2 separate regions of the Mus musculus genome follow, and region 2 is linked to region 1. Evidence: chromatin loops called from intact Hi-C (ENCODE). Cell type or tissue: left cerebral cortex. All regions are shown on one strand. Each heading gives the region's core, and the rest is flanking DNA. Links, peaks and the distances in the headings are about the cores only. Region 1 overlaps Cela1 (chymotrypsin-like elastase family, member 1). Region 2 holds the start of Letmd1 (LETM1 domain containing 1).

Region 1 (8,327 bases), core at 67-8,066:
CACCGTAGCTATCCGCGCTTGCACAACCTTTGCACTTTCCTTTTTTTTTGCAGTCAAGTTGATTTCCTAGTTCATGAGTAACCAGAAGCAATAAAATAGAACACCTGCCAACTTGCGGCTGCCCAGTTTGCAAACCTGCCCGCGGTCAGGGAACACCCCCATCGTCCCCCACCCCCAGTTAAAGCCGTGTCCAGCTGGCTGGCCTCTGGCTTCCAGCTCTCCCTTCTTTACTAGGATCATGGTCCATCCATTATCTGCCCTCTTCGCCCTCCAATAAATCTTCTCTGCCTATTGTTACCCTGGATTTTCTTCCCCATTAAAGACCCACCTGTCTGTGACTTCTGTTTCTAATGTCACCAGATTTTTATGTACCTCTCCCCTCATCCAAGGGTACCTGACAAATGCCTTCTTACCCTTACCTGCCCTTGTGTGACTGTCCCCACCTTCTACAGACATCCTTGCCACGACAGTAACCAGATTAGCCACTTAGTAGCCACAGAGCTCGTTCATCAAAACCCCCGGCTATGGGATGACCTGCGGGTCTTCCTCAGGTTTTGCAAGTCCTTATTGCCTGTTACCGCCCTTTCTTGGGTCTGGGTATGTTTTCTCTCTTCCACCCAGCCCTGAAGAATTCAAGCGTTTATTTCTTGTGGAACTTCCCCAACAACCCACTCCTCTTTCATTACTCTGCAATTTTCCTTGGGGTCAGAATCCGATTTGTTCTTGAGGGTTCCTCACCTGGCTTTCTCTCCCAAGCTCTGTCCGTTTGATTTTTTTTTTTTTTTCCCTTTCTGTTTTCAAGATGATACCGCGGGTATCCCAGGCTGGCCTTGCAACTGGCTTTGTAGCCCAAGATAACCTTGCTGTTCTGAGCCTGCCTCTGTCCTCTGCCTCCCCAGGGGTTAGAGGTATGCACCTCTATGTCTCAGGGAACTCCATCCATGGAACGCCAATGATGGAACCCCAGAGCTTTATGCTATGTCATGTGCCTCCCAGCTGAAATGCTATCCTTCTGATTCTTAAAACAACAATAACAACAACAACCATTTCCAAAGGTTATAACCTTCGTCAGTAGCTCATGGTCCATGCAGAACCAGGCAGTAGGCTGGATATGGCTCGTGAGCTTCTGATCCCAGCTCCGTCCTAGCTGAAGGGAAAGAGCAGTCCCTGGGCCTTCTCAGCCTCAAGTGCTTCCTCTGTGCGGTTCCCTTCTTTTGAATGACTTTACCTCCTTTTCACTCCATTTATTTCTACTTAACCTTTGGGACTCCCTGCAGGTTTCCCTGTCTCCCAGAAGGGTAACTTTCCTGGCTGCAGCAGAGGGAGGTGGTGGCTTCCATGCCAGTCTGCCTTTATCAAAACTTTTAGCCAGGATGTTACAACGCCTGCCTGCCTCGATGCTCCTGGCTCCTTCATTTGCCATCTCTGTATCCCAGCACCCCTCCCCCACAGTTTCCTGTGTGAGAGAGACACACCACATGCACAGGCTGAACTGCTCGGAGCAACCTGTAATGTGTTTACTGTGGCTTGGTCATGTCTAAATAGAGAAGCCTGTGTACTGCATAAGAAAGATTATAAGATTGCTCAGTACTGGCTCCTCTGCTGTTCCCACCTGCACAACCCCCCCCCCCCCAAGATCACCAGGGTAAAGTGCAACAGTGGTACAGTGTAACAAAAGGGACTGATGGGGCTGAGACCACCTGCCATACAGTTAACTGCCTCGGTCCCCAAAGGCCGGGCCCCTTGCTACCATTAAAAGAATATAGGTCACAAGCAACTACTAAAAAATACACAAGGAGGTACAGGCAGGCTAGGACACACTGCAGCTTTTGAAATACTGATATTGAGCGAGGAACTCTCATGTCCCCTCCCACTTGGAGGTTCTGTGATAGAGTAGGAAGCTGAGTCTGTCCACCGGCACAAGAGCAGGTGAGGAACAGACAGAGTGTAAAAGGCGGGGTGACCAGTGGAGGCCCCTGGGGCTCACCCCTGCATACACTTACCTGGCATCCAGAGCGGACTCCATCTCCACCAGCGCACACCATGGTATTCTTCACAGAGGAGCCCCAGTAAGAGGAGCTGGAGCAGATGCTATAGGACACGCTGGGCAGGTATGCCTGCTGCAGGGTCTGGGCCAGCTCCCCATTGGCTGAATGGGACATCACATTGGAAGTCAGTGCAGGGAAAACTTCCCAAGATCTCCTGACCTGAATGTGGGTCCAGCTTCTGCCAGCTTGTTGCAGGTCATGGGTCCCCCTCTCTCCTCTGTGGGTGGTAGCCACAGCTTCACTGTTCCCAGGCCCTCAACCCCAGGCCTGCAATTGCTTGTTTTCACCCATAGCATGGTCTCCACAACAATTCTGCCTGCTGTGCTGCTTACAGTAGAAGCCCCACAAAACTGCAGACCAGAAGAGGCATTGTAGCCATCCGGTCCTTCCTCCCTCCCTCCCTCCCTCCCTCCCTCCCTCCCTCCCTCCCTCCCTCCTGCCTCTCTTCCTTTCCTTTTTTTTTTGAGGGATGGGGGCCTCATTATAATGCCAGGCTGGCCTTAAACTCCCAGACTCCCTATTTCAGCACCTCAGGCAGCAGTATCTTATTTCCGTCCCTTCCTCTTCCTCCTCTCTTCCCCCTCTTCTTTTTCTTCCTCCTCTTACCTCCTCCTCCTCCTCCTTGTGCTCCTCCTCCTCCTCCTCCTCTTCCTTCTCCTCTTCTTCTTGAGACAGGGTCTCACTACGTAGCCATAGCTGTCCTGGAACTCACTACATAGGACCAACTGGCCTTAAGATCCCCCTGCTTTGATCCCGAGTGCTGGGGTCAGAGGTCAGCACCACTGCCGGCTTTTTCTGCTTCATAGGCTTTTTCTGCTTCATAAGCGTTTATTTAGTTCAGGGGCTGGAGAGATGGCTCAGCAATTAAGAGCGCTTACTGCTCCTGCAGAGGACCTGAGCTCAGTTCCTAGCAGCCATGTTCTTAACCCTGCAGACCCCGCACTTCACACACACAAAGATGCACACACGTACACATAGTTAAAAACGATAAAAACGAACTTTTTTTGTTTGTTTTTTGTTGTTGTTGTTGTTGTTTTCCTTTGTTTGTTTCTTTCGAGACAGGGTTTCTCTGTATAGCCCTGGCTGTCCTGGAACTCACTTTGTAGACCAGGCTGGCCTTGAACTCAGAAATCCTCCTGCCTCTGCCTCCCAAGTGCTGGGATCAAAGGCGTGCGCCACCACCGCCCGGCAAAACAAACTATTTTTAAGAAGAGCTTGTGAGGGATAATGGAAACTTGATCTGGCTTCTTGGAGTCCTCAAAGCAATGTCTGGTGACATCCCTGCCTCGTGTCTTCTCAGTGACACTTACATTCCCACCTTCCTGTCCTGCTCTGTCCCCAGCCCTACCAGCTCATCCCCTGGAACCATCCCATGGTGATGTGAGGACAGCAGAGACCTCTCCTGTGTCTTGTACCTGCATCTATGGCCACCCAGTGTGTTTACTCTGATTCAGTCTGCAGAGGTGCAGCGACCACCAAAGCAAGGTCAGGGACCTCTGACTCAACTATCTCATGTCCTCCTCCTTTAATGTATCGGAGACTTGATCTTTGGTTCCCTAGGTCATAGGTCTCAGGCTATACTGCCTAGGACCACAGAAGAAGATGCCCTAGACACCTAGCCATTTCACCAAACTTCAGTGGTGGGGGGTGGGGGTGGGGGGTGTTGGGGGTGGGGGTGGGGGGAGTGTGGATGACTTACTTCTGGTTCTTCCCCAGCCTGTGATGTAGCAGGGAGAGTTGTTAGCCAGGATGGTTCCCTCCCGGGGCAGAACACCCAGCTGGACATAGTTATTGAGTGTAACACTCTTGGCCAAGCGCAGCAGGGCGATGTCATAGCTGCAGGAGGAAAGATGGCGGCTCACTCACCTGGTAAGGTCTGCCATTCAGAGGACCCAAGTTCAGTTCCAAGCACCCATATCAGGTGCCTGTAACTCCAGCTCTAGGCAATATGATGATTTATTCACACACACACACACACACACACACACACACACACACAGGAGGCAAACGTGGAAGCAGTTGAGCTGCTGGACATTAGATGTGCAACAGCAGCATCTTCTGGTAGAATGTTGGAATTGCAGGCTGGCTCTGCTTTGGTGAACAGAGCCAAACCCATTTAAAAAAAAAAAAAAAAAAAGCAGAGCTCTGCTAGAGTTCTCAAACAGATAAGATTCTGAGACATCTGTCAGAATTATACCAATTACTTGAATCCATCCCTATGCACTCTAAAGAATAGAACACCTTTTTATTCTTCTGTGGTGGGAGCATTAAACTCAGGGTCTCACACATGTAGGCCAGTGTTAGACTGGGATTACAAACTTGAACCACTAGTTTGTCCACTGGGCACCATTTTTTCCTAGTGCTTGTCACAGGGGACTCTTCCACTGAATTATGTCCCCAGCTCTTGCCTTATTATTTTATTTTATTTATTCAGACAAGGGGTTAGGTATTTTTGAGCCCAGGCTATCTTTTTATTCTAACCATGTAGTTGATAATGACTTTGAACTCCTGATCCTCCTGCTATGTTGAAGGGCCTGGGCTTCTTCTCCAACACCAAAGCCCAATCAAAAACAAACAAAATTTCTTTGTCCAGATGAAGTATAATTCATAAAGTGATTAATGACTGTTTGCTCTCACTAGCCCAGAAAGTTCCAGAATGTTCCGAGTGACGTCAGATGATGGTGTATTCCTAGAATCCCAAAACTTGGGTGGCAGGCTAGTGGCCTCCACTATACTGTGAGTTCTTGTCCAGCTTGAGTTACATAAGAGCCTGTCTCAAAAAACCAAAACTAGGGCTGGAGAGTTGGTTCAGCGGGTAAGAGCACTGACTGCTCTTCCTGAGGTCCTGAGTTCAATTCCCAGCAACCACATGGTGGCTCACAACCATCTGTAATGAGATCTGATGCCCTCTTCTGGTGTGTCTGAAGACTGCAACAGTGTACTCGCGGACACAAAATAAACAAATAAATAAATAATCTTTTTAAAAAATAAATAAAAAACAAAACTAAACCAAATTTCCATCCCCAGAAAAACAGAGACATTAAACAGAGAGAAGCCCTCATGGGGTCCAGTTGAGCAGACACACCCACATGAGACCAACTGGGAAATCTTCCTGTGCTCTCAAGACCTCCCCAGTCCGTGTGCTCCTGGTCCTGGGTGAGAATCCAGCACGTGTTCTTTTGCAGGACACGGGGCTCTCTCCCGGGTGCAACCCACTACTCAACAATCCAGAGTACAAAAGCCATAGATGAAGTTTCAGCCAATCCCTCTGTCCGGTGGAGAGCAAGTGAAGGAGACAGATCCGGTGGCCAGGCAGCCCCACCCCAGCCCTCAGCCAGCTTACACACACACACACCACCCCCCACACACCCCCACCCCCCACCCCCACTTACCCTGCAACCACGTTGTTCTTGTTCCAGTAGGGGTGTGACACAATCTTCTGCACGTTCACATACTGCTCGGTGCCGTCATTCTGGCTCAGGTTGTGCTCTCCGACAACCACTCGATAAGTCATGGGGCTGGAGAGAGAGGGAAGCTTGAGGGACCTCCTTTCCCACTGAGAGGAAAGTGTGAGAACGGACTAGCAGTTTAACCCTGGGGTGGGAACTGAGATTCTCAAGCCTAGACAGAGAACAAAACGGGGTTGAAGGTGAGGCAGGACAAGCGCTCTCATTCCCTGAAGTTAGCAGCCGAGGCGGCAGTAAATAGACAGTCAGCTGGACATTTTCAGTTTATTAAGCTAACCAGAGGTAACTTACAGGTTGCACATGTGCGTGCACATGCGCCCGCACAACTTGCGCTTTCTCTATACTGTCCCCGCAAATGTCAACCAGACACAAACAGGCTCAGCCGTGGCCCACTGCCCTGGGAAGCTCAAGCTATGTATTCTTCCAGAAGGCTTAGTCGCTTCCTCCCGTGGGCTCAGGAACCCGGCTGTTTTCCTCACCTGTCCACACAGTGAGCAGCGGTCATCACCCAGTTGCTTCGGATGAGGGTGCCTCCACAGGTGTGGTGCCATGATCCTCCATACTGGTACTGGAGGGAAATCTAGTCGAGAAGGAAGAAAGCGAGGGTGGGTTGGTGTCACCGTCTAAACTTTCTGATGCCACTTAAAACATTCTCTAACTTTCTGGGCCAGGGATAGCAAACCAATCGCCCCGTCCCGGCCGATTGCTCTGCCCCTCTGCCAATTGCTCCGCCCCTCTGCCGATTGCTCCGCCCCTCTGCCCGCAGTGGCTCTGCTGAGTGCGTTGCTAGAGAAGGCCTTGATGACATTTGCTACACTTGTGGGAAAGTGAGGGCGCACACAGTGCCTTCAGCATCTTTCCAACAGGTTGTTGTTGCCCTGGGCTTAGAACTCATGTGCTTTTATCAGCTCCTCTCCAAAGGTAACCAAGGCATCGTGCCATCACTGAAGCCTTACAAAGTTTGTAAGGGCTCCAGGGTCCTCTCCTCAGTGTCTTCAAGAAATACCCTTGCTGGGCAGTGGCTGCACACACCTTTAATCCCAGCACTCAGGAGGCAGTGCTGGTTTGAATCTCTCAAAATTCGAGGCCAGCCTGGTCTACAGAGTGAGTTCCAGAATAGCCATGGCTACACAGGAAAACCCTGTCTTGAAACACACACAAGAAATACCCTGGCCTCTCACCTCAGGGAGTACTTGGAACTGACAGTGGAAAATTCTTTTTTTTTTTTTTTTTAAATCAGTTTGTGTTTTCTCATATTATACAATAGAACTACTGAATATTGGGGCTCAAACTGATGTAAGTTGAGTTTAACTGAACTTGCACAGATGCGTCTGGAAGTGTGGCTGTCGAGCAGCCGATGTTCCTGCTTTATCTGCACAGAGCCAAGCCCAACTGCCGTGATAAGAATGCGCCAACATAGCCAAAGGAACATGGTGCCCATGTGTGATTGTGCCATCTGGGACACATGCTATGGACAGGTGGATGCAGGTATGGTTTAGGGTATGTGGAGCCTCTGGGATCCACCTGGCACATAGCCGTCACAGGAATAACAAAAGCAGTTTGTGGGGTGAGGATGTAACGCAGAGAAAAAGCGTTTTCCAGACGTGACCAAGGTTCTGGATTTAAGTCCTCGGACCATCGAATGAAGGAACAGAGTTTGAGTCACAGGTGAAATCGTTGGCGATGCAAACCCAACGTCCTGAGTTTGAATTCTTGAGACCCATGTAAGAACCTGGTGTGTTCCTCTCAGCACTTGGGAGGCAGAGGCAGCAGCGCCTGTGTGTTCAGCAGCAGCAGCCTGGTCTGCCTAGCCAGTTCCAGGCCAGCCAGGGCTGCCTGGCAAGACCCTGTCAGCAAACAACAAACAAAAGCCTGGATGCTGTGGAAAGCATCTGGGGTTCCCAGCACTCTCTGGTGAGGCGGGAGGTGCAGACCGGAGAGTGACCCAGAAGCTTGGGGAGTTCAGTGAGGCGGGTGAGGGGTTGGCACCAGCATGGTATGCAGCATACAGCGGAGCGGCAGAAACATGAAAGGCCACGCCACAAACATGGTGGAAGGTTAGCAACCTTCTGTGCTGTGGCAGTCTGGCACTTTGTCTGTGTCTCTGTGTCTCTGTGTCTCTCTCTGTGTGTGTCTCTCTCTCTCTCTATCTCTCTCTCTCTGTCTCTCTCTCTCTCTCTCTCTCTCTCTCTCTCTCTCTCTCTCTCTCTCACACACACACACACACACACACACACGTTTGAGAGTCTATGACCACAAGACTGGTATATAAATTCATCCCCCGCCCCCAATCATTTTGTATTTAGACTCCCACCTCAGTCTTGTTCCACACATGGTTAAAATCTAGAATTAGACAGCAAGTGAGCTGCCTGCTGGTAAAAACACATATACACCTAAAATACATTTTTGGGGGTGTGTGATGCACAGCATCTTTTGTTTGGGTAAAAGCCTGGGCTAGAGCAACACCCACCTGAGACGGCCAAGAGTTCCTCCGGGCTTCAGCCCCTCCAACCACGCGGGCGTCAGTTTCCGGAACGTCCTCGGTACTGTGTCCTTTGTGGGGCAGAGAGCGAGTGATGACTAAGCGTGGGTCTGGCCGGGTGGGGGGTGGGGCGAGGCAGCTACACTGTGAAGACTGTTAGCTTTGTCTGCAGATTTACTGCTCTCCCCCAAAACACTGAGGGGCCAGTTCTGAGTCATCTGTGCCCCTTTTGCTTCTTTTGAAAACAGTGCCTCAGAGTGCTTTCTTTTCCTCTGGGGTGTCTGAAGTGTCTGGGGTGTCATTTTCCCTTGCCATGAAAGTCCTGCCCAA
Region 2 (8,327 bases), core at 263-8,262, 210 kb before region 1:
CGCACCGACTATAGTGGCGCACACCTGGGGTTCCAGCTCTGGGGCCATGGAAACAAAAGGTTCAGCTTGGCTATATAGGGTATGATGTTAACCTCACATTTGTCCTCTGGGTCAGAGCTAGGATCAACTTGAGACCTCTATGCATACCTGGGGTGGGGTGGGGATTATCTTGACTAGGTTGATGTGGAAGACCAGGGGCAGTCAGTTCCTGGGTTGAGGTCATGGAGTGTATACAAAGGAGAAAGTGGTCCTATAGCGGTGACGCACACCTTTGACACCAGCATTGGGATCTTCAAGTTCAAGGCCAGCCTGGTCTATAGGACCAGGGATACTTTGAGAAACCCTGTCTTGGGGTGGGCTTGGGGTGGGGTGGTTAGCTGAAAACAAGTAGTTGTCACTGTCTCCTCTCCTGCCTGGCAGTACCTCAGGCTCCTGCTCCGGACTTCCTTTCCAGAACAGACTGTAACTGAGCCAAAATAAATGATATTTGCTTATGTTGTATAGAGGGCACAAATGCTCACTGATAAGCACTAGAGAAACCAGGGATGTCAATCACACCAGGTTGTCTCCTCAGTGGAAGAGATGGATGCCTGTTTTCCACTCAGATGGCTTGGCATAGATGTTGTTCATGACCTTTGCTCTCTGTAGGGCCAGACCTCACCCAAATCTCCGGAATGTTTATCCAACTCTCTCTCCCTACACCTTTAGCTTTAGCTTCCTCGGACAATAGAACCCATCTGTCTAGTTAGGGTTTCCATTACTGTGAAGAGACATCATGGCCAAGGCAACTCTTTTTCCTTTTTTACATTTTTTTTTTTTTTTTATGAATGAGAGTACACTGTTGTTCTCAGATGCACCAGAAGAGGGCATTGGATCCCACTTCAGATGGTTGTGAGCTACCATGTGTTTGCTGGGATTTGAACTCAGGACCTCTGGAAGAGCAGCCAGTGCTCTTAACCACTGAACCATCTCTCCAGCCCCCTAGGCAACTCTTACAAAGGGCATTTAATTAGGTCTGGCTTACTGGTTCTTAGGTGCCATCCATTATCATCATGGCAGACATGGCTCTGGAAGAGCTGAGAGTTCTCCATCTTGATCCAAAGGCTGCCAGAGGATGCATTGGGCATTGGGAGCTCTCAAAGCCGGCCTACAGAGTGACCTATACCATACACCTTATAGTTTATTTGAGACAAGGTCTCACTATGCAGCCCTAACTGGCCTTCATTTACTGTATAGACCAAGCCAGTCTCAAACTCATAGAGATCCTCCTGCCTCTGCCTCCCAGGTGCTGGGTTGAAAGGCGTGTACCACTATGCCTGGCCCCAGTTTCTATGATTTCTTAAGCATGCAGCTATATGGAAATAAATGCATCAATATGCCATAAAGTCGGGGTGGCATTGTCAAGAGACGAATCGTCTGCCTTAGGTCTCATTAGCTTTGAAGTTCTGTATGGATGAGCCAGTCAGTATTTCATGTTCTGTCCTTGCACCTACAATAAACTGTCCATTCCCCGTTTATGACCTTTAGTTGCCAGACAGTGGTTTCACAACTCACTTAGACATAATGCTTTCCCTGACTGTAGATCTGTTCCAAGCCTGCTTTCTTTTCCTAGTGCAATCACCCAGGACACATGAAGGTTTACAGAGCTCTATCTGCAGCTTGTATTCTATAGAGGAGTGCGATTACTTATTTCAATTTAGGAATTCTATAAAATCATGATCAGGAATTATGAAATCATCAATTCGGGTCTGCACAGCATTACCACATGTTCATATCGATCCTGATCAATAGTGTGGGCTGATGCCCAGGAATCACTGGGCTATGTAACAGCGACAGGAAAGGCATCTCAGCAGCAAGAAGCAATCCTGGGCTGAAGTCTCTGAGGACCCTGCATCTCAGAGAGCACCCATTGCAGGCCATGAAAAACCGTGGGCCATCTCCAGGAAACTCACTTGCTTCTGACACACAGGCACAAGCATAAGCAAAACGCTCACACACTGAAGCAGATCCAGTTCCACATAGGGAAATAGAGATTTTTCTTTAATAAACTCCCAGGCGATGCCTGTCACTTCATCTCCTTGCATCTTTACTATGGAAAGCCGTGGGCATTCTCACTTTAAAAGCCTCGAATCAGTGAATAGATTCCCAGTGTCTATAAGGCCTCTCAATTGTTCTGACTCCGACAACTAGAGTTTCAGTTCTTCTCCAGGTCAACTCATCTGTGTGCGTACACATTGTTCCAGCCCGAACCCAGCCGGCTCAGCATTGGCCACCACCTCTGCAGCTGTATATTTCCTGTTTGTTTTTTTTTTTCCATTTTTTATTAGGTATTTCGCTCATTTACATTTGCAATGCTATACCAAAAGTCCCCCATAGCCACCCACCCCCTCTCCCCTACCCACCCACTCCCCTTTTATGGCCCTGGCGTTCCCCTGTACTGGGGCATATAAAGTTTGCGTGTCCAATGGGCCTCTCTTTCCAGTGATGGCCGACTAGGCCATCTTTTGATGCATATGCAGCTAGAGTCAAGAGCTCCGGTCCTGTTTGTTTTTAAATGTTTATCTTTGTGCATGTATGTGAGCATTCGTGTGTGGTTCGTCCGAGTGGATGTATAATGAATGCCACACGTCAGTCAGAAGACAACCTGAGATGTCTGTCCTGTCTGCCACTTTGGGAAAGGGTCTTTTCTCAGTCTCTTTTCCCTGCAGGGCGTTCCAGACAAGCTGGCCTCCGAGATTCTGGACATTTTCCTATTTCTACCTCTCACCTTCCCCACTGCAGTGCTGGGATTATAAATGTACGCACTGTGGGCTGGACAGAGAGAGACAGACAGAGACTGAGCTTGTGTGCACACACACTCGTTACCTGTATGTCAGTGGAAGGGGAATGGAAGAAGAAATACTCAGCAGCTATGTGAGGAAATGAATCCGTAGAATCCGTATCACATTTTTTCTTTTTGTAGTTTGTGTACATGTTTGCGCATGCCTGGTGTTGGATATGCACATATCTTTTTTTTTTTTTTTTGGACAGGGTCCCCTCTAACCCTGTAACTTGCTAACTTGGCTAGACTGGCTGGCTAGCAAGTGCCAGGGCTCCTCCTGCCTGGGTCTCAGCTCTAAAGAAGCTCCGGGTTCCCCTGCACAGAGGCCAGGACGTGGGTGTGTTGGGGGTGGGGTGGGGAGGCGGTCATAGGCACAGACCACCGTGCCCAGCTTTTGGCGTTAGAGTCAGGGATTGAACTCAGGTCCTTAAGCTTACTCAGCACTTTACCCAGGACGACCTCCCCCCCCCCGCCCCCCCCCCCACACCCTGGACTACACAAAATGCCCTCCCTTTAGTTTGTTCTCCCAGGCAGTGCCTTTCCATTTCTGTTAGAAAACCGTCTGTGACTGCGCTCGTGTCTCCTGGGAGTTCTATTAGCGAGCCGGAGACACCGTAGTTGAGGGACTTAGAAGCTACCTGAGAACCGAGAGAACCCATCTTTTGGTCATTTTCTATCCTACCTACCTACCTCCTCTTGCAGAGAACAGCTTTGCAACTGTTCAAACCACCAGCCCTCCAAACACGGAGATGTTCTACAGACGTGGGAGCTTTTGCAAACATGCAAACATTTCATCCTTCGATCTTCACAGAATTCTGCAACACAGGTACAACCCACATGAAGTTCACCGAAGTGACCTGTCCAAGGTCCCCCACACTAAACCTGACTGCAGACGCATGGCTTCAGCGTGCTTCACGTCCGTTAAAATGCCTATGGACACAAGAGGGCCGTCGACTCTCGCGGACAGCTGGACGCCTAGAAACCCTTCCGAGTTTCAAGTAGTCATTTCTCCAAAAAATATCCACCGCGCACCTACTCCGTGACAAGGGCGCGTGAGGACCAGAAAGCGAGGGTTGGAAAGGGGTTCTACACCTGCCGCCAGATTGATGGAGGGCGGAGCCCTGCCGGCCGCCGCCACTAGAGGGCGCAGCGCCACCCCGCGCCGCCGCCATCGGGGCCACGACCCCGGGCTCCCACAGAGGTCAAGGGCAGCGCCCGCGGCCCCGAGCCCCCAGGGACCGACGAGGGCACTGGGTTCCTCAAGGAGACGCCGTCCTCGGCTCACGATAGCGACCTCAGGCTGGGCCGGCGCTCGCTCCCTCGGGGAGGCTCGCTTCCGGTCCTGCGCGCGGAAGCGTCGCCGCGTCCAATCCGGGTCCCCGCCCGGGCTCGCCCGGGGGGCGCGGGGCGGCTCGCAGCCGCCTGTCGGCGTGGAGGGGCGGCGCGTGCGTGCTGCGGGGCGCACTCTGACCCGGAGACGACCTCTCTCCGCGCTCCCTCCCCTGCTGTGAAGATGGCGCTGTCCAGGGTGTGCTGGGCTCGGGCTGCTCTGTGGGGTTCGACTGTCGCCCCTGGACCCTTTGTCACCCGGAGGCTGCAGCTGGGCCGCTCTGGCCCTGCGTGGCGAGCCCCTCGGTGAGGGCCCTGGAGAAAGAAGAGCATTTTTGATGTAGAAGCCCTTCCAGCGGCTCAGCCTCCGCCTCTCGGGATCCCCTGCCTTGGGCCCTGGGTTTTGCTTTTCCATGCAGGATTCCCACCGAACGCCCGTCCCTGTCCCTCTCCGTACTCCGTGTCCACCCGATTGTCCCCGCACATCCTGAGCTCATCTTTCAGCTTCCCCTTCCCATCTCTCCATGGCTTCAGCTTGCATTCTCCTGGCCCCGCAGGCTTTGCGCACGCTCCACGCTCACACCTTTCTGCATGATCTGCCCCTCTCATACCAACCCTAACCCTGAGCTTGGGTTTTCAGAAGAGTTCTGGCAATCGCTCTCAGAAACCGTATGTTTACCGAGGGGTCCTACGTACCGAATGGCTTCTACTCCTTCGCAGATAGTCTCTTTGGTCTTCGTTGTAGGTCTTCAAAGCTTCACCTTTCTCCGAAGGCGGACGTGAAGAACTTGATTTCTTACGTGGTGACCAAGACAAGAGCGATTAACGGATCGTACCATCGTTTCTTGGGGCGTCATTTCCCCCGCTTCTATGCCTTATACACAACCTTCATGAAAGGTAAACGCTAACATTGAGAAGCCCGAATCTGCTCTTCTGCGTTAGTCACAGTCAGTGAGATTGCAATGTGCCGGGTCCGCTGCTGCGCTGTGAGTTGGGATGTCTTCTCTTCCGTCAGGGTTTGAGCATGAATTCTTACAAATTGTCACTGCCACCTCTTAAATATCCAGATGGATGTTATGGTAGACAAATCCTGACATCACTCGAGAGAGAGCAGAAGATGTAAATATATTCTCATTTCCTTAGAAATTCCTTGTCCTGCTCAGTGCAGACCAGACCCAGGGATTGTTATCATAAGGAAACCAGATTAAATGCTTTGTTTTAAACTCCTTAACACCAGGGCGTCATGGTCGATTAACCCTGAGAGCTCCCCAGCCAGGTAGTAACTCGCTGCTTCGTGGGGCGTGTTTATCACGTGGCCAGCTTAGATAACTTGTAGTGGAAATAGAACTGTAGACACTTGGTTTCTGAATGCTTCCACTCAAAGTGGAGGTCCGCTAGCTATGTTGAGATGATACCTATAATGTCACATGACAGCCCTGGAACCAAAATGCCGGATTCAAATCCCATTTGTGACTTAGACTGTGCACTGGCGCTAGTGACACTTACAGGGTCTTTGGTGTCTCATCTGTAAGGAGGTACTAGAACCTACCTGCTGATTACCTAGTTATGATTATTATTTAGTCATCTAGGAAGAGTGTAGCTCGGGCTGGCCTGGGGCTTTCTGTGTAGTGGAGGATGACCTTGAATTTCTGGTCTCTCTGCCTGCTGGGATGGTAATGCTGAGTGAGCCACCACACCTAATGGTGAAGAGTAGATCAACATATTTAAAAGGCTTAGAACATGGCCTCATTTATTTTAGTATGACAGCTCTATACCAAGTGTCCAATATGTGTTAACTTTTTCTATTGTTGTATTCTATACTTTTATCCACTAATAAAAAAAAATAGAACGTTGCCAACTCTGAATCTTACTCTAATCATTAGCGTCATGGAGTTTATCTAAGAAGTGGAGGTAACAATGGCTGCCTTGTTAGCCACGGGGGTTCTGTGTCTTACAGCCCCACAACCCAGCATCCCAAGGCAGGAGAATCAGGAGGTCTAGGCCAGCCTCAGCTACACAGCAAGGCTGTAACAACAAAAACAACAAACCCCCTCGAAACAAAATACTTAACGACCACCAATCATAGACACATATATGCCTTGTGTTATTTGAAGCCAACCTAGATAACATTTTGGAAGCATTAGAAGTGATTTTATTCATTTTATTTGTGTGACTGTCTTGCCTACATGCGTATCCGTGTGCTGTGTGCATGCCTAGTGCTCTCTGAGGTCAGAAAGCATTAGATGCCCTCGAGCATGTGTTCTGGATAGTTGCGAACCACCATGTGGGTGCTGGGAACCGAACCTAGGTCCTAGGTGACTGCAAGAGCAGTAAATGTTTAAACCTGAGTCATCATCTCTCCAGCCCTGGAAATAGGTTTTTTTTTTTTTTAAAAAACTAGAAAAACAAGGATTATCATAGATGGAAGATTCAGAATGGAATCATAGCAATATATCAAATCATGCAGCTTATAAACATGCCCCAGAAAGCAGCAAGTTAGTATCTAGCTGGGATGCACATAGCTCAAGTTTAAAGCCAAGCAATGAGTAATTCAGCTGGGTTATGTGCTAGGGGAAAGGATGGGGGGGGCGGGTCTGCGAGGCACAAGCTTCCTTGTCGGTAGAGCCGGGGAGGGGCCGGTGTGTGTGCATGTGAGTGACCACGGTAGGCGATTCAAACCGGGATAACACCACGTTCTGTCCTCCACTTTAATGGGGCAGGAATACAGATGTTATGGGCTGATGGCAAAAAGGCTAGAAGAATAAAGGCAGACATGTGGAAACAAAACCTAAAGTTTCATCAACTCTCTTACCGGGAGATGGAGCATTTGAGACAGGTACGGGCCGGGGACAAACACCCAGAAGCTCTCAGCGAGGTAACTGCGGAGAGCTCAGCTCGGCTTCCTTCCTTTCCTGTTGCTCACTGGTCAGACATTCCCCTTTGCCACGAGGGCGTCCAGTTGTTTTTGTCAGAACTGGGCTCGCTGAGAATGAAGCCCGCAGCAGGGCTATAGAGAATCCCAGGCGCACACTCTGATTAAATCTGTAATTAATAAAAAAAGAAAAAAGAAAACACCCCAGTTTGATTTTTAACACACAAAGATCTGCAGCGAGAAAGTGTTTGGCAGTGACCCGAGGAGCTGAGGTAAGAGCCAGGGGACATCCTGCATACCCAAGAGAGTTTACCTAGAGATCCCGATAAAAGGCCAGGCCTGGAATAACAAGAATCAACCTCTGAGGTTCCACCCTCAAGGAACTTACCACTAGGAGGCAGAAGTCGGCATGGCCCTTTTTTCTTTTCCTTTTCTTTTCTTTTCTTTTCTTTTCTTTTCTTTTCTTTTCTTTTCTTGTTTTTCGAGACAGGGTTTCTCTGTGTAGCCCTGGCTGTCCTGGAACTCACTCTGTAGACCAGGCTGGCCTTGAACTCAGAAATCCGCCTGCCTCTGCCTCCCAAGTGCTGGGATTAAAGGCGTGCGCCACCACCGCCCCGCAGCATGGCCCTTTTCGTAGGCTGCAGTATAAGCTCATTTTAAGTGAGTGGGATGGAGGGATTGGCCACATTATCAGGAACTCACCCCAGTTAAAATGGGATCTGTTTATTTCTGTTTAGTTCCGACGAGATATCACCAAGTGTCTCTTCGTTGGCCTCATCTCCATTCCACCCTTTGCCAACTACCTGGTCTTTTTGCTAATGTGAGTATATACTACCAGCAGCTTGAAACTATACATTTAGAAGAGTTTATTGTATTATTATTTTCATGTATATGGATGTCTTGTCTGCATATATGTCTGCACCACATGTGTACCTGGTGCTCTCGGTGACCAGAAGAGTGTATCAGATTCTTTAGAACTGCAGTTACAGGTGTGGGTGCTGGGAATTGAACCCAGGTCCCCTAGAAGAGCAGCCAGTGCTCTTAACCTCTGAACCATCTCTCCAGCTATGAAAGTACAGATTTTTTTTTGTAAAGATTAAAAATCATTTTGTCTGGTGTAGTCCCAGTGCTTGGGAGTTGGAGCATAAGATCAGAAGTTCAAGGCCAGCCTGGATTATAGAATGAGTTAAAGGCTAACCAGAGCTACATGAAACCTTTCTCAAGCAAATAAAAAACAAAAGCCGAGAAAACTATTCATTTTTAGTTACATTTTTATCTTTTATTTTTATGTATATGTGGTTGTAT

Evidence for each region. Peaks named below come from ENCODE experiments on the same cell type or tissue, not always from the same donor. Only the 100,000 strongest peaks of a DNase experiment are listed, where the experiment ranks them.
Region 2: a loop joins it to region 1, with 7 times the contacts of the local background. A loop is called at or near these places in 24 of 42 quality-filtered maps.

The regions. Positions count from the first base shown.
Region 1 is chr15:100,679,140-100,687,466 of GRCm38, forward strand. It overlaps Cela1 (chymotrypsin-like elastase family, member 1), which reads right to left. Exons shown (of 8, transcript NM_033612.2): 2 at 7,986-8,068; 3 at 5,995-6,095; 4 at 5,441-5,566; 5 at 3,748-3,884; 6 at 2,004-2,149. Among named protein-coding and RNA genes, the nearest start is that of Cela1, 4.6 kb to the right of the region's middle. In left cerebral cortex, for the core only: CTCF peaks have their summits at 4,136 and 4,955 (motif pointing left); DNase peaks (open chromatin) are centred at 4,089, 7,415 and 8,025.
Region 2 is chr15:100,464,790-100,473,116 of GRCm38, forward strand. Letmd1 (LETM1 domain containing 1) reads left to right here and starts at 4,222. Exons shown (of 9, transcript NM_134093.3): 1 at 4,222-4,456; 2 at 4,896-5,047; 3 at 6,871-6,986; 4 at 7,760-7,842. The coding sequence starts at 4,335. It overlaps 5330439K02Rik (a long non-coding RNA gene), which reads right to left and starts at 3,578. Exons shown (of 3, transcript XR_001781773.2): 1 at 3,512-3,578. In left cerebral cortex, for the core only: CTCF peaks have their summits at 865 (motif pointing right), 3,975 (motif pointing right), 4,177 and 7,409 (motif pointing right); a DNase peak (open chromatin) is centred at 4,261; H3K4me3 peaks cover 2,939 bases; H3K27ac peaks cover 1,243 bases.